Regions from separate parts of the Mus musculus genome. Here region 2 is linked to region 1. The links are chromatin loops, found by intact Hi-C in ENCODE. Cell type or tissue: left cerebral cortex. All regions are shown on one strand. Each heading gives the region's core, and the rest is flanking DNA. Links, peaks and the distances in the headings are about the cores only. Region 1 holds the start of Sars (seryl-aminoacyl-tRNA synthetase). Region 2 holds the start of Gm23336 (a small nuclear RNA gene).

What was found. A loop is a pair of places that touch in the nucleus more often than their neighbours do. Peaks named below come from ENCODE experiments on the same cell type or tissue, not always from the same donor. Only the 100,000 strongest peaks of a DNase experiment are listed, where the experiment ranks them.
Region 2: a loop joins it to region 1, with 2.0 times the contacts of the local background. A loop is called at or near these places in 2 of 42 quality-filtered maps.

Annotation. Positions count from the first base shown.
Region 1 is chr3:108,442,373-108,447,674 of GRCm38, reverse strand. It overlaps Sars (seryl-aminoacyl-tRNA synthetase), which reads left to right and starts at 2,416. Exons shown (of 11, transcript NM_001204979.1): 1 at 2,416-2,678. The coding sequence starts at 2,543. In left cerebral cortex, for the core only: CTCF peaks have their summits at 1,217, 1,420, 2,431 (motif pointing left) and 4,745 (motif pointing left); DNase peaks (open chromatin) are centred at 2,448, 2,886 and 3,421; H3K4me3 peaks cover 2,266 bases; H3K27ac peaks cover 2,203 bases.
Region 2 is chr3:108,494,969-108,500,345 of GRCm38, reverse strand. All of the region lies in intron 1 of Elapor1 (endosome-lysosome associated apoptosis and autophagy regulator 1), which reads left to right. It overlaps Gm23336 (a small nuclear RNA gene), which reads right to left and starts at 2,228; the gene lies at 2,106-2,228. In left cerebral cortex, for the core only: no CTCF peak of the experiment used is centred there; no DNase peak of the experiment used is centred there.

The DNA.
Region 1 (5,302 bases), core at 303-5,302:
CAACCAATGTGTACATATGCAGTAAAGTTTTTTGCAAAGACACTGCCTGGCCCGGGCATGATAATGAGGCTTTGAGAGTATAACCAATCAGATGTGAGACATGCAAATGAGGAATAATAATGAGGCTCTGTGAGGTACAGAGAGAGAGAGTAGCCAATCAGATGAGGAACATGCAAATGAGGCTTAGTGCATAACCAATTCGGGTGTGAGACACGCCTCTCCTAGGCCTATATAAGCAGCACCAGTTCTGGGCTCCGGGTCTCTTAGCCTCTGCAATCAAGCTCTCCCAATAAACGTGTGCAGAAGGATCCTGTTGCAGCGTTGTTCTTGCTGGTCGAGTCTGGCGCGCAAGACTTAACCTCTGAGCCACCTCTCCAGATCCTTAACTTTTGGTTTTTCAAGACAGGGTTTCTCTGTGTAACCTTGGCTGACTTCGAACTTGCTCTGTAGACCAGGTTGGCCTCAAACTCATAGAGATCTGCCTATCTCTGCCTCCCCAGTACTGGGATTAAATTAGTAAGCCATCACTGCCCAGTAAATAATTTATTTTTATTTCATATGCACTGGTGGGGTTTGTCTGCATGCACGTCTGTTTGAGGGTGCCAGATCCACCGGAACTGGAGTAACACAGAGTTGTGAGCTGCCACCTGGGTGCTGGGAATTGAACCTTGGTCCTCTAAAAGAGAAGCCATCGGTCTTATCTGCTGAGCCATCTCTCCAGCCCAAAGAGAGGTATTTATAAACAATAATAAAACTAATAGAAAAAAAAAACCCTGGAGTTTGTTTTGTTTGTTTTTGAGAGGCCAGAATTTCAAAGTGATTTCTGGAATTACACTATAAAGGACTGATGCACTCCTTAGGCCCCACCTCTCAAAGCACCTGCCATTGTTTTCATACCTTAGATTACACGGATCTTACCCTCTCAGGGGTTCAGTGACCCCCAACACTTTGATGACAGTCTTCAAGTATTTTCTGCAAAGACTGCAGCTCTCTATCCTTAACATTTATTATTATAACTTCTCTTGGCTGCTTTCCATTTTCCAGCCGTCCGATTGCTAGATACTCAGGAAAGTGTTCTTTTTAGGAGAAGACACAGGAAGGGGAGAGCAGGTTTGTGGGTTCCGTGTTAGTTAATGTTTTCTACTGTGTGAGAGCAGTAGGTTTTTGGTTTGGTTGTATGTGTGTTTGGTTTTTGAGACAGATTCTCACTACACAGCTCTGGCTGGCTTGGAGTTCGGTATTTAGAACAGGCTGGCCTTGACTTTACAGAGCTCTCTACCTCCGATGTGATATAAAAGGCACCTACTACTAAGCCTGACTAGGTTTGGGTTTTTTGGAGACATGCTGGCCCTGAACTCATGCACCCGCTGCTCCCACTCACAAGGGATGCACATGGACATGCACTACCACATCTGGCCAAGAGAGGTAATTTCAAATGAGGTCTTCTCACTTTAAGAGTAACAGGTGTGTGTAGGTTGGGCTTGGTGGCACACCCCTTTGATACCAGAGACTCCCCAGGAAGAGGCAGGCATCTCTGTCTGAAGCCAGCCTGGTCTACATAGTGAGCTCCAGGACAGCCAGGCCTATAGATTCTATCTCAACAAACAAAACAAACAAACAGACAAAAAGAATAACTTGAACGTGTTGATAGAATAGCCTGGCAATGCTCAAATTACATAAACATAGAATAGTTTCAATCGTAAATATAAGCTACAACTTCTTGCAAAGGTCTATTGGATTTGGGTGAGGGATATGTGAGAAGAGAGGTGTGCTCATCTCATGGACTGTCTTCTGACACCCAACCCTTCTTCCCCTGGTTTTCAACACAAAACTGTAGCCAAAGCTGCAGGAGACCGGGAGGGGACAAGCTCAGATTATCCTGCCTCCTAGCCTCCCTCCAGTGTCTCTGTTTATTAAGTCCATCAGGGTCTCTAACCTTGTCCTTTTATCTCAGGGGGGCTTGGCAAAGGTTTGTTGCGGGAGGAAGGGGGTAGGGCTAGTATAAAAAGAAAAATAAAGGATGAAATGGCACACATCTTTAATCCCAACATTTTGTTTGAGGCTGGCCAGGTTTACATAGTTGCTAGTCAGAGCTACACTGTGAGACCCTGTATCAAAACAAAAAGCCCCAGGGCTCGAGAATCTTGAGGGTAGGTAACTGGGTGTGTGCTCTGTAATCAAGATAGAGGAAAACTGGCATCTGCAAAGTGCATTGTCTTCCAAGTCAGCTTCGGTCCACACCGAGATACTCCCTTCAACCAGAGGAACCTGAGGCATTCACGATTTCAGTGGGGGGCGATCAGAAGGCCTTTCAGTAAGGAGTTCAGCAGAGAAACAACCCGCATAAGGCTACCACGCCCTTTTCACTTCTCACCACTCCCTCTGGACCCTGCCTAACACTGCGGCTTCCGGCGAGCTAGGCGCCGCCCCCTCCCGGGCTGCCGGGTGCCTGCGCAGTGAGACCAGGTCAGCGCGCAGGCGCAGTGCATCGTCCACCCGCCGCTTACAGTCCTCTCTTAGTGTTAACTGGTGAGGTAGAAGGATGGTGCTGGACCTGGATTTGTTTCGGGTGGATAAAGGAGGGGACCCAGCCCTCATTCGAGAGACGCAGGAGAAGCGCTTCAAGGACCCGGGGCTGGTGGACCAGCTGGTGAAAGCAGACAGTGAGTGGCGACGATGTAAGTACCAGGAGCTCGCAGTATCCCTTGAATCCCTCATGGCTTCAGAGGTCACAGCTTACAGCTTTTGTCAGATGCTCCCGCGACTGGCCGGCTCTACCGGCTTGTCCGTAGAACAAGCTGGGAACCGGGCTTGTCCCCCTCTCCCTGCAGCTCCCGCGGCCTGGGTCCCTCCCCGCGCGTGCTCTATGCTGACTGCCGCCAGTGCTTTAGGAAGGAGCTGCACGCACGCACGCGCAGGGAGAGCTGTCAGGCCCTTGCGTAGCTACAGCAAGCCAGAGCTGGAGTTTTACTTGGGGGGCGGGCTGGGAATTAATTTTCTATACATTTTGGTCATTCTCAGTGTTTTATTCGTCTTTAGCAAACCCAGCGTAGTCCTCCGGGTTTTGCAGGGATCAAAGGCTGCTCTCTCAGACTGAGTGACTTCTGCAGCACCCTAGGATTACTCCACCCCAGTCGAACCATCTGGGGACTTTGGAGGCTACTCTTGACTAAATGCAGTGACCCTGAAATTTGGGGTGGCCACTTCTCCAACCCTGAAGGCATACCTTTAAGAATCAGGCTTTTCCGTGCTAGATCAGATAGGACGGAGGGGTGCTGTAAGGCAAGAAAAAGCTTGTAATTACTGAGGATGGTTGTGATTTGTGGTAGTTTTCTGGAAAAGACGTTGGCAGCGTAGAAGTGACCCATCGTCATTCAGGAAATTAAAAGAAGCTCTAGAATCCTCTGCCTCCCAAGTGATCACCTGGCAGACCGGATGTTGTCAGTGGCATGTGACTCGGGTAGTCTGATGCAATAGGTCTGCAACCAGCTGAGAACCTGGTTTATAAGAGCACTGCTAAGGCAATCCCACGATCCAAGAGTGTCTCCCTCCTACTCCCACCCTCCAAAATAAACAGGATTTCTTTCTCTCTGTAGCCCTGGCTATCCTGGAACTTGCTCTGTAGACCAGGCTGGCCTTGAACTCAGAGATCCACTTGCCTCTGCTTCGAGAGTGATCAAGGGTGTGTGCCACCATACCCATAGGGGTGTTTTGTGGACATGATTTTACTGTTAAAAAGCTTCTTTGGTATCAAAACATATTTGCTTAGCTGACAGTTGTGTACCTGTTCTGTATGTCTCAGGTACTCTAATAGGGTAATTTGTCAGAGTTTACACTTGGACCAAAAGTTTTGAATTGGTCTAAACTGAACTCCCCTTTTTTGTTTAAGATAAAGAATATTTGGGGGGTACCTGCCTTTAATCCCAGGACTCTAGGGGTCAGAAAGAGATAGATGTCCGAGATTGAGACTAGCCTGGTCTACATAGTGAGTTTCAGGCCAGTCAGTGCTACATAGTGAGAGCCTCTCTTGGAAGGAGATACTCTGAGATGGACTTGGTGGCATTCACATATTATCCTAACACAAGGTAGTCGGAGGCAGGAGGATATGCATTTCAAGGCCAGCAGACCCTGCCTCAAAAACAAAACACCTTGGTTCCGAGCACCTTGCCTTGAATCATAATCAGAAATAGCAAGATTTCTGTACCTATCTATTCTGACTAATGTGATTTTAAATATGTTAGTGGTCTCTTGCATAGAATGTGCACATATAGGAAATTTTGACCCTTACCTGAAGAGATATTGGTAGGTTCTTTAGGGATCAATAGTATAGACAGGCATTAAAGGACAACTTTAAAAAGTGAGCGTTTGTTTTCAAGATGAGGCCTGGCAATTTTGTCCAGGCTAGTGTAGAACTCAGTGGGCCCAAGTAGTCCTCTCCTCTCAGCTGGGGGTCCAGATCTGCCTCCACGCCTGGCTTTAAAGGTGGTGAGCACTAATCATACCAGGAACTATTGACAGTTATTTAAAAAGAGGACCAGAAGTTGGGAGAGAAGTTGGGCCCTGAGCAGAACTGGAGACGGGGTAGATGGATAAAAATCTTTTTAAAAGAAATGCATAGCGCCTGGAGAGATGGCTCAGTGGGTAAGAGCACTGACTTGCTCTTCCAGAGGTCCTGAGTTCAAATCGCAGCAACTACATGGTGCCTCACAACCATCAGTAATGGGATTTAATGCCCTCTTCTGGTAGACAGAGACAATGTACTCAGATGCATAAAATAAATAAATCTTTTTAAAAATGCATATAAAGGGAAGAGATTTTACTTTTTTCAAACAGGGTCTCATGTAGTCCCTTTGGAGTGAGGCTGGCCTTAAACTAATTCTGCTTCTCATGTCCATTATTCTGGAATTTCAAGTGTGTACCACCACAGCAGGCTTAAAGGTATGTGTGTGTGTGTGTGTGTGTGTGTGTGTGTTTGTGTTTGCAGTGTTTGAACCTAGGTTTTAGTACATGCTAGATAAGTATGCTACCACCGAGTTATGCATAACTAACTAACTTCCTTCCTTTCTTTCTTTGGAGCTAGGTTCTTGCTATGTTGCTTATTCTGTCTTTAAACTGGCAGTCTTGCTCTAGTGTCCCAAGCAGCTGGGAATATACTCACACACAGTCATGCTTCCTTATTTTCTAAATTTTATTTGAGACTGTCTCCTCTCATTACAGTGCAGCTCTGGCTGCCCTCAGACTCACGTGGTCCACCTTCCTCTGTGTTCGGGGATTAAAGGCCCCACACCCAGTTGTCAGTTTT
Region 2 (5,377 bases), core at 256-5,255, 53 kb before region 1:
GAACCCGGAGCTTCCTGACCCAGCTGACGAGGCACCTGGCAAGCCCAGGGATCCTTGACTTCCATCTCCCCCGTTCTGTGATTAGATGTCTGGCTTTTAAAAATGTTATATAATATTTTTATTGATTCATTGAGAATTTCATACATGTGCCTGGGTTTTACTCGGGTTCCTGGTCTCACATTGGCCGCAGGTCCTCATTCTTGCCCTGCGAATACTTTACTGATTAAGTCATCACACCAGGCCCCCTGCCTGCCTTTGGACTCTGCTGCCAGCCCAGGCCATCTGTAGACAGCACTCTTGGCGGTCCCGCCAGAGGATTGCCCTGGCAGGAAGGAGGAGAGCATAGGATGCCCCACGGCCACCAGGCCGTCTAGTCTTGTCCCTTAGGCATTTCTGCCAGCCATCTGTCCTCTCTATTTCTAGCAGCAAAGCTAAGTATCTTTGGAGGCCTGCTTGCCACACCTTTCAAACCTCTCTCAGTCAGAAAAGAAGCAGGGTTGTTCACTGGTTAGTGACACCGTGGCCTTAGGGAGGTGTTCCTGTCTTTGGCAGAGTCCAAGGCATCAAGGCCTCTGCTGAGGAAATGGTGGATGGAGTGAGGGAGTGTGGTAAAAGGTAGGGGAGTGGGGTGGCAGTTACATTTCTTTGTATTTTATGACCTGTCTCCTCTCTACTTTATTCTCATCAGCACCCCGTACAGTTCAGCTATCATCTCTGTGAAAACTGGGACTCTTTCAGATCACGGGCTTCAGACTCATACTGACTGCTGAGAGTGTCTCCCTAGAATGTGGAAGACCTGACAAGGCCCATGGCACCAAAATTGCCAGAGTTTAAATGAATTAATTGTAAAAGAATGGAATGCTTGAAAACAAAACATTTTTTAGCAGTTAATTTTCCTCCTCCTCCCCCTCCTCCTCTTCCTCCTCTTGTTCCTCCTCCTTCTCTTTTCCTCTTTCTCTTCTTTTTCACAGTTGCAACAAAACTGCTTTAAAAATGCCTTAATAACAATCTGATGAACCTCGGGGAGTCACCACTGCTCCTGCTTGGTGTCTTTTTGAGTTCAGTTAGTAGATTGAATGATAGTTGAAAATACATTTTTTTCCTAAAATAATTGGAGCTGTCTCTTGCTTCTAGACTGCCAGGTAATCAGATTTCCATTGGAAGGCACATTTAATAGACTGACTCTGAGGCTGGGATATTCTCCATGTCTCATGGCAGGATCCTTTTAAAATGTAAAGATTTTAAAATTCATCTCAGACGAGTCTTGCATTTGCCATCTTTTCCCTCTACTTCCGGAGTATTGGGATTACAGGTTTGTGCTGCCACACCAAGTCATGATCTCTGCCCACCCCTTTATTTACAGTACAGGGTTGATGAGATGGTTCAGTAGGTGCAGGTGCCTTCAACCAAACCTGAGGACCCGAGTTCAATCCCTGGGACCCACAGGGTGGTAGGCGAGAACTGACTCCCGAAGATTGTCCTCTGACCTCTATGCGCATACACATGGTGTCACATAAATGTTGCTTAATGTAATTTATTCTAAAATGTAGGGTTATTTTTTTTTAGTTTTACACACAGCAAAAGTTACCATCTTAGCCGTTTTTATTTGTGTGTGTTTTATGAGCATGTGTGTCTATGCACCACTTTTACGCCCAGTCCCTAGAGAAACAGAACAGTGTCTGATTCTCTAGAGCTGGAGTTACAGATGGCTGGAAGCTGCCTGTGGATGCTGGGGATCAAACCCAGATCCTGTGGAAGAGCAGCCAGTGCTCTTAACTGTCAACTCATTTCTTCAGTCCCCAAATTAGCCATTTTCCCATTAATTTGTTTATTCATTCACTTTATATTGCCATGGCTGTCCCCCCCCACACACACACAGCCCCTCCACTCATCCCCCCTTCTCCCCCGAGAAGGCGAAGCCCCCCCCCCTCCTTGGGTATCCCTGCACCCTGGCACATCAAGTCTCTGCAGGGCTAGGTGCACATTCTCCCTCTGAGGCCAGACAAGGCAGCCCAGTTAGGGGAATGGGATCCATAGACAGGCAACAGCTTTGGGGACAGCCCCTGCTCCAGTTATTGGGGAGCCCATATAAAGACCAAGCTACACAGAAACAGTGGTTAGACGCCACAAACTATGGTGGCAGTACCCTAACTGTATGCGTGTTGTTAGGCCCAAGGGCCTCTTCTGTCCTTGTCTAGAGGAGCGCTAACCCTCCGCTCATACAACGCCAAATTAGCCGTTTCCAAGTGATCCGCTCACTAGCTTTCAGACATGCATCCTGCTGCACTGTCATCAGCACGCCACAGACCTGTCTGTGAAACTGTCTCCATGACACAGCCCTTGTCTCCTTCTCTATCTCGTTCCTCCACGGATGCAGTTCTGCTGTCTCTCTGATCCCAACTACTTAGGGTACAGCGTAGAGGTGAAAGCATCCAGCATTCTTCCCTCTCTGACCCGGCTCTTTCCCTTAGTATAATTGTTTTACCTCTGTGGGCTCAGGTGGGCGGGGCTATGGCCAGGCAGACCTGAGAAGTAAGGAGGGCTTCTGGACAGCGGCTCCACCTCTCTGTCCCGCCCCTGACTCAGTAACAACCCACTTCAGGCTCCTACTCACTGACCAGATGTCCTCACTCTTGACCTTCATCTCATCTCTCACTTATCCTAGGAGAGTGTCTGACGTGCAGTCCCATGGCAGGCAAGCCACCCACCTCACTCGACAGTCCCATCAAGCTGTCCACCTAATGCCAAGTCTTCCTAAAAGGGCCACCGTTTCCAGAGCAGAGGGCTGTAGTGGACACGGCAGGCTGCACCAGCATATGTTCACTGCTGAGGTGATTCCCTATAAAGGGACAGAATGTGACCATCCCTCCCACTCCACATTGCTATGGCCCTTGTTTGAGAGATCTGTGAAACACTTTCCTTATCAAGTCCCCAGCATCCTGAGAGGCAGTGTAGGGGTCCGGACACACCCGTGAGTGTGATTGGTGCAAGGGTACAAACACTGGCAGCCTTACACATAGACTCCAATTCCAATGGCTGGGTCCAATCCTAGCTTGGTCATCTCCTGGCGATGTGGTATGAGGAGCAAGTGACTTCTACCTTTCTGAACCCCAATTCTTTCTTCTGTAAAACTGTTCAGGGGTTGGGAACATTGCTTAGGGTAGGACACTTGCCTAGCATGCTCCAGCTCCTGGGCTCATTCCCTAGCACCACACCGACTGATTGATTAATTGATTAAAATAATTGATTATTATTAAAATAATAAATTAAAAACCTTGTCAGAAACTATTTAACATTTTAAAAATTATTTTATGTGTATGAGTATTTTGCCTGCATGTATGAATAAACACCACATGTGTGTGATGCCAATGGAGGCCAAAAGAAGTCTGGAACTGAAGTTAACACATTGTGTAAGCTACCACGTGAGTGCTGAGAGTCAAACCCAGAATCCTAGAGCAGGAACCCTTACCAACTGAGAGGCATCTCTGTCCCAGGACGGGCAGACTGCCATTCCAATACCATCCCGACCGGCTGATATTTATTTTCCATTTGTGCTATACCCAAACAACAAAGACTAAAAACATTGTGTGAGTGAATTCTAACCCTGGAAGATCACTGCTGCCAACAGGTAGTTCAGTATCAAGCAGACAGAGCTCCAACCTAAAGGCTTTCCTCTCTCCTTTCTTGAGTCCCCAGGAGTGCTACTTGGCTGTGTGGTGTGGGATAGCTGGAGCATGGATTAATTAAAGGTTTAGAAATCATTTCTAAACCCTCCCACTGATTTCCTAGGAACAGGGAATAATCAATCCCCTTGTGTCCAACACTGGAGTTTAGATGTGTGTCACACATCTGCATGGAGGGAGGAAGCGATTATGTGCTGAATAGATGTGTGTGTGTGTCTATGTTAATCTGTGGCATATGCTGGTTGTACACTTTCAAAAGTAGCTGATTGGGTAATTGAAATATTGTTTGTTTGATGATGAATTGCGTCACACTGATGGAATTAAGAAAAGCCTAGGACATGGGGCTGGAGGGATGGTTCAGTGGTTAAGAGCACTTGTTGATCCTCAGGGTTTGATCCCCAGGACCCACATGGACTGCAGTTTCATATACATAACATTTTTTTAAAAAACTAAAATGAAAAGAAATGCCCAGGACATTGGTGAGGCACACCTTTGAGTGGTACATCTGTGAAGATGTTTCTAGAGAGAATAATTAACTAAGGGGGATGTCCACACTGGCATCAGTACATGGACTGGGGTCCCTGACTGAATAAGAAGGGGAAGGAGAAAGCCAGACACGGGATGACATTCCCTTTTCTGTGCTTTCTGGTCCATTGAAACGGGAGCACGCAGGCTCACGTTCCTGCTGCCACGTCTTCCCAGAGCACAAACCAAAAATCTACTCTTCGTCCCCTAAGTTGCCTTCCGTCAGCTATTTGGGCAGAGCGACGAGAAAAGCCACTTATATCCTCGGGGAATTGATATGCTCATAGGAGAGTGAGCAGAACTGGGAGAGCCTGCCAGGTCTTCTCTGCCCTAACTCTGCCTACGCTTGTCTTTCACGATGTGATCTTAAAGCACAGCTCAGTTTTCAGCAGCTGCAACAGAGCTAGCCATCACAGATGCTGTGACCCTCCCCCAAGTGGCATGGAGAAAATTAACACTCATTAGGAGGGAAACTTTCTAAGGCTCAGAGCAACCATTCTCCCAGAAAATCTCTTAGCCTCATAGCACCTGGAGACACCAAGTAAAAGCCAATGAAAAAGGAGAGATTTGTCCCCTGGGCCTTCAAAAGGCCAAACGCAATTAGAGTGAATTAAAATGATCTGCTTGAGTAGATTAGCTATTTTCACACCAATTCTCAGGCCTCAGAATTGAACCTAGCTTGGCTGCTGACGGGCCACTGATACCGTCATATTTAATTTTTAGACTTGGCTGTGAAACTTGGCTCAATGTGAGTTTGTGTTTTGTCAGACTTTCAAAAGTGGGAGAGGATTCCTGCTGGCCAGTCTGAGTTTGGGCTCAGTGACTTACAGGTTGTGTGACCTTGGACAAGACAAGCAGGCCATTTCACCCCATGGACAGCCAACTCCACAATGAAGAAAACAACCTCTGCCCTGTTGGCCTCCTAGGAAGCCCTGAAGCTCAGACGAGCCGTGGTTTGGGAGCTGTAAAAGCGCCACGTGAACTGCCAGGGCGATTGGGTTCACAGATAAAATCCTTTCTGCATCAAATCTCTGTTGAATATGCATACTGTGGATTTTACTTAACCCTCATTCTGGCAACATGACCCCTTTGAAAGTGTCATTTTTAGAACTGAAAACAAGACATGCTTAGTCAGCCAACTTACCTCCCAGCGACAGGCTAGTTATCTC